Regions from separate parts of the Homo sapiens genome. Here region 1 is linked to region 2. Evidence: read pairs that join two places in POLR2A ChIA-PET (ENCODE). Cell type or tissue: K562. All regions are shown on one strand. Region 1 overlaps LINC00649 (long intergenic non-protein coding RNA 649). Region 2 overlaps DONSON (DNA replication fork stabilization factor DONSON).

Region 1 (5,000 bases), 370 kb after region 2:
CACTTTGGGAGGCCAAGGCTGGTGGATCACTTGAGCCCAGGCATTTGAGACCAGCCTAGGCAACGTGGCAAAACCCCGCCTCTACCAAAAAAAATAAAAAATAAAAAAACAACAACAAAACTCCAAATCGTGGTTGTGTGCACCTGTAGTCCCAGCTACTCAGGAGGCTGAGGTGGGAGAATTGCTTGGGCCCAGGAGGTGGAGGTTGCAATGAGCTGACATCACACCACTGCACTCCAGCCTGGGCAATAGAGCAAGACCCTGTCTCAAAAAAAAAAAACAAAAAGAAAAAGAAAAAATGAAAAGGAGCAGTTCAATTAAAAAATGGGCAAAAGACCTGAACAGACACCTCACCAAAGAAGATATATGGATACCAAATAAGCATATGAAAAGATGTTCAACATCATTTATTGTTAGGGAATTGCAAATAAAAATGACAAAAGATACAACTACATACCTATTACAAGGGCCAAAATCCAAACACTGACAGCACCAAATGCTGACGAGAAAGTGGAACAACAAGAACTCTCATTCTTTGCTGCTGAGAATGCAAAATGATACAGACACTTTGGAAGACACTTTGGCAGTTTCTTACAAAACTAACATACTCTTACCACATGATCCAGCAATTATACTCCTTGATATTTACCCAAATGAGCTGAAAACATATCCACACAGAAACCTACACAGGATTTTATAACTGCTTTATTCATAGTTGTCAAAACTTGGAAGCAACCAAGATGTCCTCCAGTAGGCGAATGGAAAAACACACTGTGGTACATCCAGACAGTGGAATATTATTCAGTACTAAAAGGAAATGAGCTGTCAAGCCATGAAAAGACATGGAGGAAATTTAAATGCGATTATGAAGTGAAAGAAACCAATCTGAAAAGGCTACGTATGATTCCAACTATATGATATTTTGAAAAAGGCAAAACGGTGGAGATAGTGGTTGACAGGGGTTGGAGGGAGGGCAGGATCAACAGGCAGAGCACGGAGGATTTGTAGGGACGTCAAACTGTTCTTTATGGTTCTGTAATGGTGGATCCATATCATGATACATTTGTCCAAACCAAAGAGTATACAACACCGAGAATGAACTCCAATGTAAACTACAGACATTGGGTGATAATGATGTATCAGTGTAGGTTCACTGATTGTGACAAAGATCATCCTCTGGTGGGGGACGTCCATAGTGGGGGAGGTGGTGCATGTCTGGGTGCAGTGGGCATATGGGAAGTGTACTTTCTGCTCAATTTTGCTGTGAACCTAAAACTGCTCTAATAATTCAAGTTCATTAATTCAAAAAGAACCCCTGAATTGTTTTAACAGGGATATTTGAATATTGAGTACTGACCAGATATTTACTGATATTAAGAAATTGTTGGCCAGGTGTGGTGGCTCACACCTGTAATCCCAGCACTTTGGGAGGCCAAGGCAGGTGGATCACCTGAGGTCAGGAGTTTGAGACCAGCCTGGCCAACAGGGTGAAACCCTGTCTCTACTAAAAATAACAAAAATTAGCTGGGCATTTTGGTGCATGCCTGTAGTCCCAGCTATTTGGGAGGCTAAGGCAGGAGAACTGCTCGAACCCAGGAGGTGGAGGTTGCAGTGAGCCAAGATCATGCCATTGCACTCCAGCCTGGGCAACAGAGCGAGACTCCATGTCAAAAAAATAGAAAAAAAAAAAAAAAAAAGAAATTGTTGGGGTTTTTTTTCAGGTGTGATACTGGTATTGTGGTTATGTTTTTAAAAAGTCTTTATGTTTTTAGCTGGGTGCGGTGGCTCAGGACTGTAATTCCAGCTACATGAGAGGATTGCCTGAGGCCAGGAGTTTGAGACCAGCCTGAACAACATAGTGAGTACCTGTCTCTAAAAAAAAAAAAAAAAAAAAAAAAAAAGTCTTTATATTTTAGAGTTATATACTGTAATATGTATGAATGAAATGCTATGAGGTTTTAGATTTGTTTCAAAACACTCCAATGTGTGTGTGTTGGGAGGAAGTAGATAAAACAGGGCTGGTGATAGGATGATAATTGTTGAAGCTAGCTGATGAGCACATAGAGCTTGATTACACTATTACTTCAAGTTTGTACATGTTTGGACATTTCCATAATGTAAAAACACAATTACATGCTTCAAGTCTCAATCCCTAGGTCTCTTACACTCTGGGAATGGATTTAATAAATTTAGCAAATGCACCTGAGGTTAATAATGGATTTATACATTGCTGTGGCTACAGAACATTTACATTTTGACACAGGTCTTCAATATCTTAATCTAAATAAGCAAATATTGTGGAAATTTCAGACATTACCCCAATCTGACAGGGCAAATATTTTTATTAGTTCTAACTTTCCCCTTCCCTAATTTACTTATGTATAGAATTGGTCCTCATCCCTGACTGTGGGGAGACTTTTGATAGTTATTACCTTTTCTTTCTTTCTCTTTCTTTCTTTCTTTCTTTCCTTTCTTTCTTTCTTTCTTTCTTTTTCTTTCTTTCTTTCTTTCTTTCCTTCCTTCCTTCCTTCCTTCCTTTCTCTCTCTCTCTCTCTCTCTCTCTTTCTTTCTTCTTTTTTGAGACAGAGTTTCACTCTGTCACCCAGGCTGGAGTGCAGTGGCGCCATCTCAGCTCACTGCAACCTCCCCCTGCTGGGTTCAAACAATTCTCCTGCCTCAGCCTCCCGAGTAGCTGGGATTACAGGTGATGCCTGGCGAATTTTTGTATCTGTAGTAGAGACGGAGTTTCACCCTGTTGGTCAGGCTGGTCTCGAATTCCTGACCTCAGGTGATTTGCCCGCCTCGGCCTCCCAAAGTGCTGGGATTATAGGAGTGAGCCACCACCTCCGGCCAACTATTACCTTTTCTAAGAATGCTTTATGACATCATGGCATTTCAAATTGTGTAACATTCAGAACGTTTTCTGTTGTATCCTTTCCTAGGTCTTCATTACTTTCCTGGGACTTGACAGGGCATATTGAATCTATCCTGTAATGCATGGGAATAAATAAGGATTCCAAAACGTGAATTGGATTTAGTTAATTTTTGTTTCTCCATGTCTCCATACACACAGGCAGCATGAGTGAGCATCTAGTATGTATTGGATATGTGCTGGGTTGATACCATAAAGAGATTTATAAAATGGTGCCGACTTTGAGGGGTTCACACTCTGGGGGAAAGACTGTGCTGTCTAAGTGAATAAATTTGGAGATTGAGGGCTTCATGGAGAGGAGGAAAGTTGTGCTTTATAACATCATGGCATATTTGCATGAGCCATGCAAATAAGAAGCTCATCACCCACCCGATTTATGTCAGAATCAGAACCCAAAGCCAGGGACCCACCAACCAACTGTTCGGCCCAGCACAGTTTCCCTGTGGCAATTCCACTTCTTTTTTTCTTATCTTACGTCGCAGTGTACTTTGTCTCTTGTAACTCCTGCAGGATTTTTCTTAAAGCCTTACATGGTGCTGTTATCACGTGGCACAAAATGAAGCCGACCTCTTTGTGTGTGGGAATAGAGGGAGCATTACACTGCTGGGATGCAACAGATGGAGGGTGGAAAGCTGTCCAGCACCTTGTCTCTTCCAAGATACATAGCCCAGGGGTATTCCCATTCCTCCACGACACAAATGACAACTTCCTTGAGCTCTGATGGCTTGCCAGGTGGCTGATGGCGTGGAGAACCTTGCTCATGTTTACCTGTTCTTGCATCCATTACTCACCTCTGCCCACGTGCCCCCACACTTGCACACAAAGCCACAGAGTGGCTTAAAAAAAAAAAATGAAAAGCCTCCCCCCAACCCTATTGTAAAATGTCAAGTGTTTCAGTTTTGAGAAAAAAGAAAGCTGAAGAAACCATGACTCATGACATGGGCTGACAAACAACGATCTGAAGGTATGCTGGTGAGTCACACTGTGGAGCTCTGCCTTTGTGTTGTGGTGAGGGCCGGGGCTGGAAGGAGTGTCATGGGACCAGCCAGTAAAATTCCACTACTCTCCGAAGCCGATTGGGAGGCAATTTAAAAACCCTGGGCTTTTTCCAGCCCCAGTGTAGTGGATGACTCTGGGTCCCCTCAGGTATGTCGATCTGTATGGGAAATCAGGAAGAATGATTATTAATAACTGGAAAAAAAAAACCTGTTAGTATCTTTCCATGCCCAATGCCATGCTGAACCAGCCCTGCCTGCTTCTGCAAGCCAGCGAGGCTGCTGGATTTTCTCGAAGGGTATTGAGTTGCTAAGCAACAGCACTGGCGGCGCCTATCATGCCCAGCGATGTCAATGCCTGAGTGTGGCCTGCAGAGCACATTTGCTCCCCTCCCCCTCGCCTCCTCTCGACCCCTTCCCCCCACTACATGAGAACATTAATTTGCATCTCAGGGACAGGAGCTGTGCCAGGTGATTCTGTGTATAAAACAGCGCAGTGCAGCCCCTGAAGCACAAATATTGTTTTGGGTTGCAAGGCGGTGCATGTGACGTAGTTGAAAATACAGACTCATTTGTGTATACTCCCCACGTAAGGAGGGTAGGCTTCATCTAAAAGCCTGCGTGTCAAATACTCCTTTCTAATACATCCTGGTGTGCTCTGCCTTGAAGTGTTTTTTTCCTGTCTGCCCATCCAGCATCTTATTTATGCCCCATTCTGTCCCTCTCTCTCGTTGCCTTTGTTCTGTGGTCTCCTGGGTGATGGAGTTATTGTTTGTGTGTAGGGATGTGTGGATAAAAGGGAGCTGATTTCTAGAGGTGAGATGGCCCTGTGGTTAACGGTTGGAGGCTGCTGTTGACAAGGCCTGTTGCTGTGGCAGTTTTGCTCCGGAAGTGGCCATTTTCTGGGCAGGGCTCCACCAGAGCACCATCTGTCTGTGCCTTTTACTTCCTGTCAAGAGGCAGCAGGCTTCGTGAGCTGGGGAAGTGCCAGAAGCAGCCTTCGAATTAGACAGACCTGGACCCAAACCCTTTCTCTTCCCCCCACCCATTTTGGCATCTTGGCACGAGACTGT
Region 2 (5,000 bases):
CCTTAAACTATAAAGGAATCAGGTACTATTGAGTTTTGGATGCAAGAGGAAATGAAAAAGCTGCCCCTTTTTGGAATGGGAAGTTCTTCAGTCACTGTTAAAACTATTTGGACTGAGGCCGGGTGCCGTGGCTCAAGCCTGTAATCCCAACATTTTGGGAGGCCAAGGTGGGCAGATCACCTGAAGTCAGGAGTTCAAGACCAGCCTGGCCAACATGGTGAAACCCCCGTCTCTAATAAAGATACAAAAAATAGCCAGATGTGGTGGCACATGCCTGTAATCTCAGCTACTTGGGAGGCTGAGGCAGGAGAACTGTTTGAACCCAGGAGGCTAAGGCTGCAGTGAGCCGAGACTCGCGCCGCTGCACTCCAGCCCGGGCAACAGCAAGACTCCATCTCAAAAAAAAAAAAAAATTGTACTTGGACTGAATTCATGAAAGCTACCTCACATAAACAACTTACAGACATTATTCCTTCCTCTAGTAATTCATAATTAAGTAACAGTTTAATTACTTGAAACACAATAGTGACTCAGCATAAATGACTCAATTTCCCTCCAGCTAGTTTGAGGAAACTACAACTAAAACAGTCTGCTCATAGGTGTCTACTTACCATATCAAGTACTTTGTCCATTTGCAGGCAGATGTTAAATACAGCAGTTGGCTCGTGTGGATACAGTACTGCAGAGAAAGATCCACTCTGTGAAGATTTGAGCAGCATGGTCAGTGAATGCAGAGAATGAGGCATGATAGGACCTGTAATCTCCAAACTAAATTGGTCTCTGTATCCAGAAAGAGCTTGTGTCTTCACATTCACACTCCGTGCCTTCATGAAAATGTAAAGAAAAGGAAAATTAAGATCATCTCTCAACCTTTTGCCTAGCCAAAAATATGTTCAATATATTTCCATTTGGGGTTTCCTCTCTTTTAACAATTATGGAATAAAACTATTTCCCAAGACATCTAAACAATGTTATGTGAGTACAAATACTTAGTAAATTTTCAGCAACCTTTCCATATTAAGAGATTTTCAGGTGAAGTATATTCCAGAGAATACCATTTTTTCATATAGTATTTTATCTGATTTAGTAATACACTGTCAATGCAGACTATTGGAAAAACAAAAATTTAAAATCCATTCAATTTTATTGCTAAGATTTAGCATGTATTTTGTATTTACATATATAATTTATTATGATTATAATCCCAGCACTTTGGGAGGCCAAGGTGGGCAGATCACTTGAGGTCAGGAGTTCAAGACCAGCCTGGCCAACATGGTGAAACCTCGTCTCTATTAAAAATACAAAAAAATTAGCCAGGCATGGTGGTGTGAGCCTATAGTCCCAGCTACTTGGGAAGCTAAGGCAGAAGAATCACCTGAGCCCCAGAGGCAGAGGTTGAAGAATCGCTTGAGCCCGTTAGGCAGAGTTTGCAGTGAGCCAAAATTGAGCCACTGCTCTCCAGCCTGGGTGACAGAGCAAGACTCCGTCTCTAAATAGATAGATGAATGAATGAATGAATGAATGAATGAATGCAGGGCGGCCAGGTGCAGTGGCTCATGCCTGTAATCCCAGCACTTTGGGAGGCCGAGGGCAGATCATGAGGTCAGGAGTTCGAGACCACCCTGACCAACATGGTGAAAACCCGTCTCTACAAAAAATACAAAAAAAAAAAAAAATTAGCCAGGCGTGGTGGCACACGCCTGGGTGAGAGTGAGATTCCACCTCAAAAAAAAAAAAAAAAAAAAAAAAAAAAAAAAAAAAAAAAAGCAGGGCATGGCAGTCCTGTGGTCCGATACTCGAGAGGCTGAGGCAGGAATTTCACTTGAGCCCACATGGTTGAGGCTGCAGTGAGCTGTGCCACTGCACTACAGCAAGACCCTGTCTCCCCAACCAAAAAAAGAAAATAAATGTTCGTATAATTTAAAAAGAGGCCAGGAGTTCAAGACCAGCCTGGCCAATATGGTGAAACTCCGTCTATACTAAAAATACAAAAATTAGCTGGGCGTGGTGGTGCCCACCTGTAACCCCAGCTACTCGAGAGGCTGAGGCAGAAGAATCGCTTGAACCCCAGAGTTGGAGGCTGCAGTGAGCCGAGATCGCACCACTGCACTGCAGCCGGTGACAGAGTGGGACTCCCTCTTAAAACAAACAAACAAAAACAAACAAGAAAAAAAAAAACAAAAAAAATAGCTAGGCTTGGTGGTGTGTGCTTGTAATCCCAGCTACTCAAGAGGCTGAGGCATGGCGCGAGAATCACTTGAACCCGGGAGGCAGGGGTTGCAGTGAGTTGAGATCACGCCACTGCACTCCATTCAGCCTGGATAGCAGCGCAAGACTCCATCTCGAAAAGAAAATAAAAAGGATTTCATATAATTTATATATTTCCACATAATTTCTTTGATATAACTGTCTTATATAATTTTTGTTTCTTTTTTTAATGGGAGGAAAGCAAAATGAAAATATGTACCAAGTAAAAATGCTAGGAGGTTTTTTTTTAAATCAAGAATTTATCCTATCAAAGTAAAGTACTTCTTAAAAGCTAGGTTATGCAGACTTTTATTACCTTAAGCATTTGCATTGTGGCACCTCGGAAAGCAACAGGGGACAAGAGGGTTGGAGGAAGTCCTGCCTGTGGACCTGAGGTAGCAACTAAACTCTTAGAGTTAATCAAAAAATTGAGCAATGTAAAGGTGTTGATTCCTTTTACCAACACAACAGATTCAGGTCTGTGATCCATTTGTACTTCATGTTTCTCTTTACGCCTGAAGATGACAATCAAGGAAATTGCAAAAGCAAATCTCACCTAATGTGGAAAGCAGTTATCTTGATTCTGAATCACCTGAGACTCCTTTTCTCCATAATGAAATGGAAATCCTCTTGCTACCTCTCTTTACCGAATCATAAGGCATATGTTTCAATCAAAATGTTAACAATCTGAATTTGCTACAAACTGACACCTAAACCTAATTTCTTCTCTAGTCAAAACACACCTATTCTCCCACAATCATAATTGAACGTTTTGATTAAAAAAGGTTTAATAGTTCACCATTTGTTGATACTTAGGGGCTTATTTAGTATTACAATGGAGAATTAGTTTTAATATGACCTGAAGATAATTTAAGATTATAATCATATAAAACTGCCAATGTTAAACTTCTCACTAACGTCATTCAATGAAAATTAATTCTAGTTAACAACAACTGAAAGGATACAGCTTGATAGAAAGTATGTCTGGCTTTTTAATTTTATCTTGCACACCCATCTCTTCCAGCCAGGAAAAACTTTCCTCTTCATCCTCATCACTGATGGCTTGCTCCCTAGGAAATTGCTACAGTTAGAGTCCCTATTTCACAAGCTGTTCCTGTGCAAATCTATTTCATGAGTCCATAAGTCAGTGGATGATATAAAGTTATTTTAATCACATACTCCCCATATCCCAAGCTTGTTCCAGATGCTGTCTCCTTCTTATGGCCACTTTCTTTTATTAAAGGCAGAGAAAATTCAATACCTATATGAGGAACAAAAATGTAACTGAGTTGTCATTTAAAGTATTTAACAGGCATGCTGTACTTTTAGAGTGTAAAAAATTTGAAATGTTAGTTTTTACAAATGATCTATTAAGGCAGTAGAGTTTTCAAGCTTTCTTCACAAACCTACAAACATGCATAAAACGTATTCTCCTTGAAAGAGGTTCGGGAAACAACACATACATGTAACACTCTTTCATAAATCATATTGTATTCCAGTTCACTTTTTGAAAAAGTACTGATTGGGCCCATTAAGTAGATTTCATGATCCACTAATGGGTTTACTCAGTTTGAAAATTTTGTTATTAAAGGGGTAATTGGTACTATAGAAGAATTTCTAGAAGAGTATATTCAGATAGTGACTATCTGGCCCAATATGTGTTTTATTTTAGAGATCAGAGAACACTATGTGGAAGGAACAGTTTAAATCAGGAGTCCCCAACCCCTGGACTGTGGACTGGTACTGGCCTGTGGCCTGTTAGAAACCGGGCTGCACAGCAGGAGGTGAGCGACTGTCGAGTGAACATTACTGCCTGAGCTCCATCTCCTGTCACATCAGTGGTCGCATTAGATTCTCACAGGGGCACGAATCCTACTGTGAACTGTGCATGTGAGGCATCTAGGTTGTGCCCTCCTTATAAGAATGATGATCTTGTCCGGGCGCGGTGGCTCACGCCTGTAAGCCCAGCACTTTGGGAGGCCGAGGCGGGCGGATCACGAGGTCAGGAGATCGAGATCGTCCTGGCTAACACGGTGAAACCCCGTCTCTACTAAAAATACAAAAAATTAGCCGGGCATGGTTGCAGGCACCTGTAGTCCCAGCTACTCGGGAGGCTGAGGCAGGAGAATGGCCTGAACCCAGGAGGCGGAGCTTGCAGTGAGCCGAGATTGCACCACTGCATTCTAGCCTGGGTGACAGAGCGAGTCTCCATCTCAAAAAAAAAAAAAAAAAAAAAAAAAGAATGATCATCTGATGTGTAACAGTTTCATCCCGAAACCATCCTCCTCACTGCCCATGAAACTGATCCCTAGTGCCAAAAAGTTTGCGGACTGCTGGATTAAATAATTGTGGGGGAGGGAAAAAAAGCCAGAAATAAAGAAATAATATATTTCTTAATGTTGCTAATCAACTGGTAAAAGGCATTTTAAATTTAAATAGCTTTTAGGCCAAAATAGGTTTACTATATAGTATAGTATTCTCACTTTAAACCTAAACTTTTACCTTCATTTCTCATAGCTTCTCTTAAACCTCGAGTTGTTGGAGATATGAGAGCTGTGATTAAGTCACTTCCAGCTAATCCTGCTGCTCGGAACAGGACAGTAAACTGATAGGTACAAACGTAGAAATAGGGGCAAAGTTTTGTCTTCAGCAAATTATATAGAGAAGTAAAGCTCACAGACCTATGAAGTAAAAAAATTTTCTTAAGGTATTATTAAACATTTAATGCAATGTTTATAATTCTGAATAATTCA

The links. Peaks named below come from ENCODE experiments on the same cell type or tissue, not always from the same donor. Only the 100,000 strongest peaks of a DNase experiment are listed, where the experiment ranks them.
Region 1: POLR2A ChIA-PET joins it to region 2 with 5 read pairs; 3 of 35 experiments call an interaction of 5 or more read pairs at or near these places.

What each region holds. Positions count from the first base shown.
Region 1 is chr21:33,944,038-33,949,037 of GRCh38, forward strand. LINC00649 (long intergenic non-protein coding RNA 649) reads left to right here. Exons shown (of 3, transcript NR_038883.2): 2 at 1,773-1,858. Among named protein-coding and RNA genes, the nearest start is that of LINC00649, 15 kb to the left of the region's middle. RefSeq lists enhancers at 3,310-4,509, 3,684-4,163, 4,694-4,753 and a silencer at 3,548-3,842. In K562, a CTCF peak has its summit at 3,900; DNase peaks (open chromatin) are centred at 2,024, 3,530, 3,934 and 4,309; H3K4me3 peaks cover 675 bases.
Region 2 is chr21:33,578,739-33,583,738 of GRCh38, forward strand. It overlaps DONSON (DNA replication fork stabilization factor DONSON), which reads right to left. Exons shown (of 10, transcript NM_017613.4): 5 at 4,750-4,928; 6 at 3,427-3,508; 7 at 3,213-3,317; 8 at 2,564-2,762; 9 at 612-824. Among named protein-coding and RNA genes, the nearest start is that of DONSON, 7.4 kb to the right of the region's middle. In K562, no CTCF peak of the experiment used is centred here; no DNase peak of the experiment used is centred here.